2 separate regions of the Homo sapiens genome follow, and region 2 is linked to region 1. Evidence: read pairs that join two places in POLR2A ChIA-PET (ENCODE). Cell type or tissue: HepG2. All regions are shown on one strand.

Evidence for each region. Peaks named below come from ENCODE experiments on the same cell type or tissue, not always from the same donor. Only the 100,000 strongest peaks of a DNase experiment are listed, where the experiment ranks them.
Region 2: POLR2A ChIA-PET joins it to region 1 with 7 read pairs; 6 of 35 experiments call an interaction of 5 or more read pairs at or near these places.

The regions. Positions count from the first base shown.
Region 1 is chr1:44,028,405-44,032,404 of GRCh38, reverse strand. SLC6A9 (solute carrier family 6 member 9) reads left to right here and starts at 943. Exons shown (of 14, transcript NM_001024845.3): 1 at 943-1,099. LOC107984948 (a long non-coding RNA gene) reads right to left here and starts at 1,991. Exons shown (of 2, transcript XR_007066054.1): 1 at 1,856-1,991. RefSeq lists silencers at 1,402-1,471, 1,792-2,341 and enhancers at 1,213-1,809, 2,451-3,008, 3,009-3,568. In HepG2, a CTCF peak has its summit at 1,534 (motif pointing right); DNase peaks (open chromatin) are centred at 824, 1,544, 2,074 and 2,344; H3K4me3 peaks cover 2,959 bases.
Region 2 is chr1:44,641,490-44,645,489 of GRCh38, reverse strand. RNF220 (ring finger protein 220) reads right to left here. Exons shown (of 15, transcript NM_018150.4): 9 at 696-792; 10 at 409-495; 11 at 214-269; 12 at 2-80. LOC107984950 (a long non-coding RNA gene) reads left to right here. Exons shown (of 2, transcript XR_001738031.2): 1 at 1-130. Among named protein-coding and RNA genes, the nearest start is that of SNORD145, 28 kb to the left of the region's middle. In HepG2, no CTCF peak of the experiment used is centred here; no DNase peak of the experiment used is centred here.

The DNA of each region.
Region 1 (4,000 bases):
GCTGGGCCCCTTCCCTGAGCAGATGCCCTACTCAGGTTGGGGCAAAAACCAGTTCCTCTGACAGAACTAACTGGCCACTCTCCATGAAAGGTGGTGGCTCTCACAAGGTATGCAAATGTGGGAGGCTCATTCCAAATGCCAGCCACCACTCCCCAGAGGCAGCCTGGAGCAATGGGCTTTATATACACACACATGCATTTCCTTAGCCCCTTCTCTCTGTTTCACAGAGGAGGAAACCGAGGCTCACCATGCTCCTTTTGGCAAAGACTCTTTTTTAGCTGAGATTGTAACCCAGGTCTGTCTCACCATGGAAGGAGGAGGGATCCCAGGTTGGTGTCTGCAGCCCCTGTAACACCACCTCAAAAGTAGAGCTGACCAAGCCGGTGGTCCAGGAGGGAAATTTGAGAAAGGGCTACCCCGAGCCCTCCAGTTCCAAGGAGTAGGACCTAGGCCTTACCCAGCAATGCCCACAGTCTCTAGCGGCTCTGCTCCAAAGGGAATGGAATTTGCTCTGACTTCTCTCTAGGGGAAACGCAGGCGCAGAAGGCCAGGGGCCTGGAGGGCTAACTCCAGCCTCAGCCCCCCATAGTGCCCCAGGCCTTCTGGCTTCATTCCAGCCTAGCCCGAAGGGGCCCACATCTGCTTGCTCAAGGGCCCCAGCTGGAGGGCAGCGAGGCAGGGGCGGAGAAGGGGACTCCTTTGTGGCGCTCACTCCCAGGGGTTCGTGGGGATCAATCATCTGAAAGCTGGAGAGACTTGTAATTTTATTCCCTGGGAGGAGGAGCCTGAGAAGTCGGCACGGGAGGAGGGGATGGGATGGAGAGGGGAGGACGGCCAGGGGAGCCGTTCGGGTAGGGGAGGGACTTGGCTAGATCTCCCAAGCCTTCTCCACTCTTCAAACTTTCACCAAACTCTTAGCCCCCGCCTCCCCGAAACCAAAACACAACAGGCTGTGGAAGAGCTGCGAGCGGCGCGGCGGGGCGGGCGAACTCGGCGCGGCACAGAGCCTCGGGAGGCTGATGCAACTTTCCCTTTAAGAAAGCCACCTGGGCGCACCGCGGTGCGGACCCAGCACGCCTGGGCCGGGGGCTGCAGCATGGTAAGGGGGCTGGGGGAAGGGACGCTGGGGCCCGCGCCTCCGTCTGTCCTGCCGTCGGTCTGAGTGTTCGGCGGCTCCGCGGGGCTGAGCCCCAGGACCAGCGTGTGCGTGTGTGTGTGTGTGTGTGTGTGTGTGTGTGATCGCGCATGTATGCGGGCATCTGTGGGTAAGAGTGTGGGTGCACGCACCGGGATGTCTGTCTCGCCGCAAAGATCGGGGTAGGTGCGCGCGTCTGGGTGTCACCGCTGTCACCAAGGAGCTGAAGCGGGAGGGAGAGGGAAGTGGGGGGAGCTCCTGCGTGGGGTGGCGGGGGGGCGCCAGACGCCGGTTCGATCGGGGGCGGCGGGCGCAGGCTGTGCGGGTAGCGCCGGAGCCAGAGCGTGGCACTGTCCGTCCGAGGAGCCAGTGGTTCTGCGCTCTGGGGGCCTGCAGGGGTCGACAGTCGGCCGTGCCTGCACCCAGCGTGCGGGCTCCCGCTCGCTCCATCGCCTCTCAGCGCCCGCCAGCCTGGCTGCCTATCTGGCCCCTCCAGCCGGCCTGCCTCCCTATCTGCCCTCCCGGTGCCGGTTCCAGTGCCCGTGCGCCCGCGGGACCCGGGAAGCCGCGCGGGAGAGTCCTGGCGCACTCAGCCTCTCTTTGTCCGCGCTCTGGCCGCGGCTTTGGGAAGGGACTGCGAGCGAGCCGGGAGTTCTCTGGGGGTTGCTACCCTGGGAAGAATCCGTGCCCTCCCCACCCCAACCCTCATTACCGGCACACCTAGGGCGGGGCCGGGCGGCCGCAGGTGAGGGCAGGGGCCTAGCAGCCCTGGAGAGCCCACCCCCGGCCGGCGCTCCGCACCCGGCAGCCACTGCAGATCTCGAGCAGGCGGCGGGGCCGGGCCGGGCGGGAGAGTGGGGCTTGCCCGGAGGGCCGGGAGGGGCCGGTGCCGGCCCGGGGGCGGGGCCGTGGGGCGGGGACCTCGGCGCCCCGGTACTTTTCCACCGCAGGGGCCGGGGGCGGGGCCGCCGCCTCCACGCCAGCTTAGGCCCACACGTGGCGGCTGATGTAACGCCCGTGCCCCCACATCTCTCTCCCCGATTAAAGCGGACGCGCCCCACTTCGAGGAACCGGGACGCTGCGGGCGGTGCCGCTGCTCCCAGACCGACCGCGCCCCTGCCCGCCGGCCGGAGGCCTCCGCGCCTCGGGCCGGCGGATACTTAAAGGAGCCGCACCCCCTTTCGGGCCTGCTCTCCGCAAGCCACACCCCCTCGCGGATCACTCTTAAAGGAGACGGGACGCTTGCTCGCTGACAGCTTCCGCACAAAGCGCGGTCTATTTCTCCGCTGAAAGGAGCGTGAGGGTGCGGCCGTTGGGAAATAAAGGCTGCAGGGCGAGGAGTGGGGAAAGAGAAAAACCTGAAAGGTTAAAGACTGCCAAAGTGAGGGAGCATCAGAAGGTTGGAGAGTAGTGGGTGAGGGGACTGGTTCTAGGGACTAATGGGCGACACTGAGCATGCCCAAGTGTTTCCAAGGACCGCAGAGAAAACGCCCCCTTTACTTGGCCTATGCGGCGACTGCGGCTGTACCTGCTCAGTTCCCGGCTCTGGGGACACAGAAGAATCACGCCTCTGCCCTGGTAGAACTCTCCATCTAGTGGGGAGCCAGACTTGGGCACAAGGAAGCATGCCTCAATTGCTACGTGTGGCAAGCGTGGGGGTACAGTAGGAAGGCTGACAGCAACGGGGAGGACCTAGGAAGGCTTCATGAAGATAATAGCATTGGGATAGGTTTTGAGGATGGGTAGGATACATACAGGTGGAAGTGGAGACAAGGGTGCTCAAAAAACATGGAACGGGTGCCGGGGCAAAGGCATGAAGCAGGAGCCCTCTGCAAGTGCTGGGTAGTCTCACGTGGCGGCAGATGGCCGCAGGCTGCTGACCTGGGCTCCCAGGTAGAACTAAGGGCTGTTTCCTGCTCCCACAGCTCCTCCACTTCCTCCAACACAGTGAATGGAAATTATGCTTCTTCCTCTGTCTACTAAACTGTGCGGTCCTTCAAGCTAGGAAAAGAGCCTGTCACCTTTCCATCCCCCGTGAGGACTCCAGGGCTTGGCCAAGATGGACCGTTAAAACTGATTGACCTGACAGTCCTGTCTGATACTCAGCGGTGAGACTGTCAAGGTGGGCCAGGGTTCTGTGGCTGATGTCTCAACATCTGGCTCACAAGCAGCTCAGACCAGCTTGTCCAAGCCAGCCCTCCTGTCCCCGCACCAAACCTGCAGCCTCACCAGCATTCGTCCTCTGGGTCGGGCACCGGTTTCCTCCCACTGCACCAGCAGAAACCAGAGACTCCTTCTTATCCCTCCCCCTACCCAGTCCGATTCATCACCAAGTCTCGCCATGTTGCCTTTTATATTTCTCTGAAATCTGTGCACCTCTCCTCACCCTATTGTCACCTTCCTAACCTGAGCCCCTTCATTTTTGGCCTGGCTCCTTCCTTCCTTCCTTCCTTCTTTCCTTCCTTCCTTTCTTTCTTTCTCTCTCTCTCTTTCTTTTTTCTTTTTCTTTTTCTTTTGACGGAGTTTTGCTCTTGTTGCCCAGGCAATAGTGCAATGGCACAATCTTGACTCACTGCAACCTCTGTCTCCCAAGTTCAAGCAATTCTCATGACTCAGCCTCCTGAGCAGCTGGGATTACAGGTGCCTGCCACCACGCCCAGCTAATTTCGTATTTTTAGTAGAGACAGGGTTTCTCCATGTCGGTCAGGCTGGTCTCGGACTCCTGACCTCAGGTGATCCACCCACCTCGGCCTCCCAAAGTGCTGGGATTACAGGTGTGAGCCACCGCGCCCAGCCTGGCCTGGCCCATTTCTAATTGACTTCCTCTCTTCAACTTCAGCCTCCCTCCAGTCCTTTCTCCACACT
Region 2 (4,000 bases), 610 kb before region 1:
CTTCTCGATGTCGCTGTTCTTGCAGGTCTTCTGCATGGCCTCCTGCTTGCTGCTTTCACCATTGCTGGTGGATGGCATCTCTGCTGGGACAGAGGGGCAACTCACACTCCGGCCAGACTGGGCAGCACAGGTGAGGGGTTGGGCTTGAGTCAGTCACCACCATCTAGGGATACCCCCTCTCCCCCATTACTCCTAACCTGGGGCAGGACTTACCATCACTGGCCCATTTAGAGAACTCAGGTGTGATGCGCGTGCTGGGAGGGCCGCCACTGGAGGAAAGGAGGGAGGAAAAACAAAGTGAGGCCTGAAGGCGGGCAGGACAGCCCTGAGGGTCAGTACTGCGTTAACCCCTGCCTCAGGGCTTCCTGTTTCTCTGCTCCACCCGCCCAAGCCTGTGCCCACACTTGCTTTAGGACTGCGCCCCGAAGTGCCTCTCTCTCCTTGGCTTCACCAGGCTCCTCGCCTGTGCAGGGGATGACATCAGCCTCTGTGTATCTGGCATGGTGGTCAAGGACAATGGATCCTAGTTTGCAGCAGGCTATGAGGGTTGAATCCTCAGGAGAGCATGGCCCTCCTGGCCAAAGCTGAGACTCTGGCCCGGGGGGTGGTGCAGGTGAATACTAGAAGAGCTACTTTTCTTATTCCCTGTGCCTGCCCTATCAGCCCCACCAGCCCCCATAGTGCTCCAAGGATACTGTGGCTTCCCATACTCCAGAGTGTCATCCCCATCCACATCCAAGTCAGCATCACTGTCCGGGTTCTCTTTGCCGCTGCACATGATGAAGCCAGAGCCTGTGGGAAGCAGGGTGTGAGGAGGGCCTGGGGACAAGACGAGGCCAAGGGTGCCCCTCCTGTTGCCTCCAGGTAGGGGTTAGGCTTTGGACCTGATAAGGCCCAGAGGGAAACCTGGGCCTGGGATGTATAGAGCCAGATACTTCAGTGCCCCTGACCCTGACATTTCAGGCCCTTCACTCTGCAAACCTCATCTTTCTCTGCTACTGCATGCTGCTCCAAGTGGTCTCTGCTCATAAACTAGCCCATTCATATATTATGTCACGTCCTCGGGGACACTCAGCCCAGGCCTGCTGTCCACCTATCTTCCAGGTCTAGGAAGAACAGTAAGAGGACAGAAAAATTCAGGTCTAGGAATTTCACAGGAAAAGAGTGGGGCCTCCCCTATGCCCCATTATCCAGCCTGACAAGTCCATCAGAGGAGAGAACAGGCTGGCTAAGGCCAATCAGAGCCACAGAGTGGGACCCCCGGCCAACATCCTGATTTTGGCCGCTAGGTCCTTGCCAGCAAAAACACCAGGCAGCTGTTCAAATATTTGGTGTCTGAAGCGCCTGACATTAATTATTCATCTCCACCTCACTCAGCCCAGATTCCTGGACAAGTGCAGTTATAAAGGGATTAAGAAGGGACAGACGAGGGAGGACAGGCATGCACACCTACTTCTCAAAGCAGTCCATGAAGGCAACCAGGCTGAGCGGAGGCCAGGCCATGGGCCACGCAAGTGGCTGACCCCTGAGGTGCATCTGGCACAGCCACAGACGGACTCTCAGCTCAGAGGGAGGGGCGAGCTGCTGGGGCTACACCAGGCCTGCTCACCTGCCAGGCGATCTCTCTGACATCCAGGACCACCCTTCCTGATAGCCTAGGGTCAAGTGCTATAGAGCTGTTCCCCCCAGCTCCCCACTTCCTCCTAGTGGGTCTCAGACCACACCTCACTAGCCAGCACAGCCCTGCCAGGGACAAAAGAATGTGAGACTCTGTGGCTACTGGGATCAGCAAGGAAATCCTTAAAGAAGTGAGGAAGCAGCTTAGTATCTGCCTGATGATTTCAGACATTTCTGCTTGTCCACTCTTTCCTCTCAGGTCCTTATACTCTCATTAGGGTATGTCTTGTAGGGAGTCCTCAGGCCTCTTATCTGTTCCTTCATTCTGCTTACCACTGAGTTCTGACCACCTTTCCTCCTGCTCCAAAACCATTGATGGCTCCCCACTGCATGCACAACCAAGCCCAGGCTCCTCAGCCAGATCCATGAAGATCTGGGTCCATTTATGTCTTTACTCTTGCTCTCTACTAATTCACTCTGTAAACCCCAAGCATGTGCACACACAGGCTGCTCACCAAACCACAAACATAGCCTGTATATGCTGCTCTTAAGACCCCTGCTCATGCTATTCACTCCATCTGGAATGTTCTCCATTTTTCAAGCCCTGAAAAACACTGAGTCTTGATCCTTCTCCCTTCTACCCCACCAGTCTCTGGTCTCACAAAGACACCACCAATCCCAAAGGCAAGCAGCATCGGGAAGGAAAGATGCCAGGCACAGCCTGCAATCCACCTCTCCCTGACAGTCCTCATTTGCCCTCTACCCTGAGGCACTGACACACTTGAGGCAGCAGGCAGGTCAGGTCAGCAGCAGGGCCATTAAGCTGAGAAAACACCAAGTTACAGCTCTGTCTCCTGTACACGGCCAGGTGTCCTGACAAGCAATTCCCGCCTTGTGGGTGAGTGGCACCTCCATAAACCCTCTGACAGTTTGGGAGACAAACTCCACCATCAATCAGAATGTAGCTATCAGGTTCACTTACAGCTTGCGGCACCCAAGTCCTGCCAACCCCCCTTCCCCAAGTACACGCAGCTCAGCAGCTGGCCTCACATCTTCTGCTCGGCCTGGCCCTGCCTAGCCCTGCCTTATAAGTGGAAAGCAGAGAACCCTGGCACCACATGTGAGCCCAATATGGCTCCATGGCAAAGCAGAGAAAACAGGGTACCCCAAAGCTGCCAGGAAAAGCCCCAGCTTCTCAACGCAGAAAGCAGCCCTGTAGCCTGAAGTCCTTTTCTCTGTAGTCTTACTGCCCACCATGCCTGGCCCAGGACTCATACTCCATTAAACAGAGCTACTGTGGTCTCCCAAATCCTGTGCTTTCTCATGCCCCCATGCCTCCGCACCTCCTGCTCTCTGCCTAGAACCTTCTCCCTCCTGGTCTACAATATACATGCCTGCTCCTTTGGCAAGTCTGACTCAGCCCAACCATGCCTCCTACCATTAACTCACAGTGCCCACACAGAGCAGCTGCTCTCTAAATCCCTGCTAAAGGAAAGAACTCTCACCTCAATGCCATTCTTTCAACCTTTATTGGGCTCATCCTCTGTTTGGCTCCATGTTGAGAATAGAGAGCTTCAAGATCTGATCCCTATCCTCATGGTGCTCTGCGTGGCAGATGGGGCTTCCCACGTTCTTATACACAGGTGTCCCTTCCCTGGTGTCCACCCAGAATCCTGTGTAACTCCAAAATCATATTTATTACCACCTATTGTCACTGTCCCTCACCAGAGTGGAAGCTGCAAGGGTCCCAAGTTTGACTCACTGTTGTGATCTCAGCATCACCCAGCAGAGCTGGCCAGGCTGATGGCTGGTGCCACACAGCACACCCCAGCAGTACTGGCTAAACACTGGCGACACTGCTCTATTAGGTCCTAGTTAGCTGGTGGCCTAGAGAAATCTCTCAGGATACAACTTTCCTTATCAGATCCCAGCTCCCAGCCGGGCAGCAGCTTTCTGTTCCGCTGGCCAGTGAGGCAGGATGGACAGCACGACACACTTTGTTTGCCAAAGAAAAGGCCTCTGCCTCTGGTCTGAGCCATTCACTCTGACCCTGACCCCATCCTCCAGCTGAGACAGATGTTGGGAACCTCTCCCTACCCCCACAGGTGTTCAGAACAGGCTGCTGCTGCCAATTTCACTCTTGTGCTGCCCCAGCCTGCTCCAACCTCTTTCCCAGCACATTAAACTTTATTTTCTTAATGAAATGTCACTTGCTGACTTCTGGCAGAATCATAATAAAAAGAAACGGCCATAAAGCCGTTTTATGCAGACAGCGCCCCCGCCAGCTTGCCCCCCCTCCCGCTTGGAGAGGAAGGCTCCACAGTCGTTTGATGTTCTCAGCTGCTGGAATATCCCAAGCCAGTACTCAGAGGCAAGATGGCAC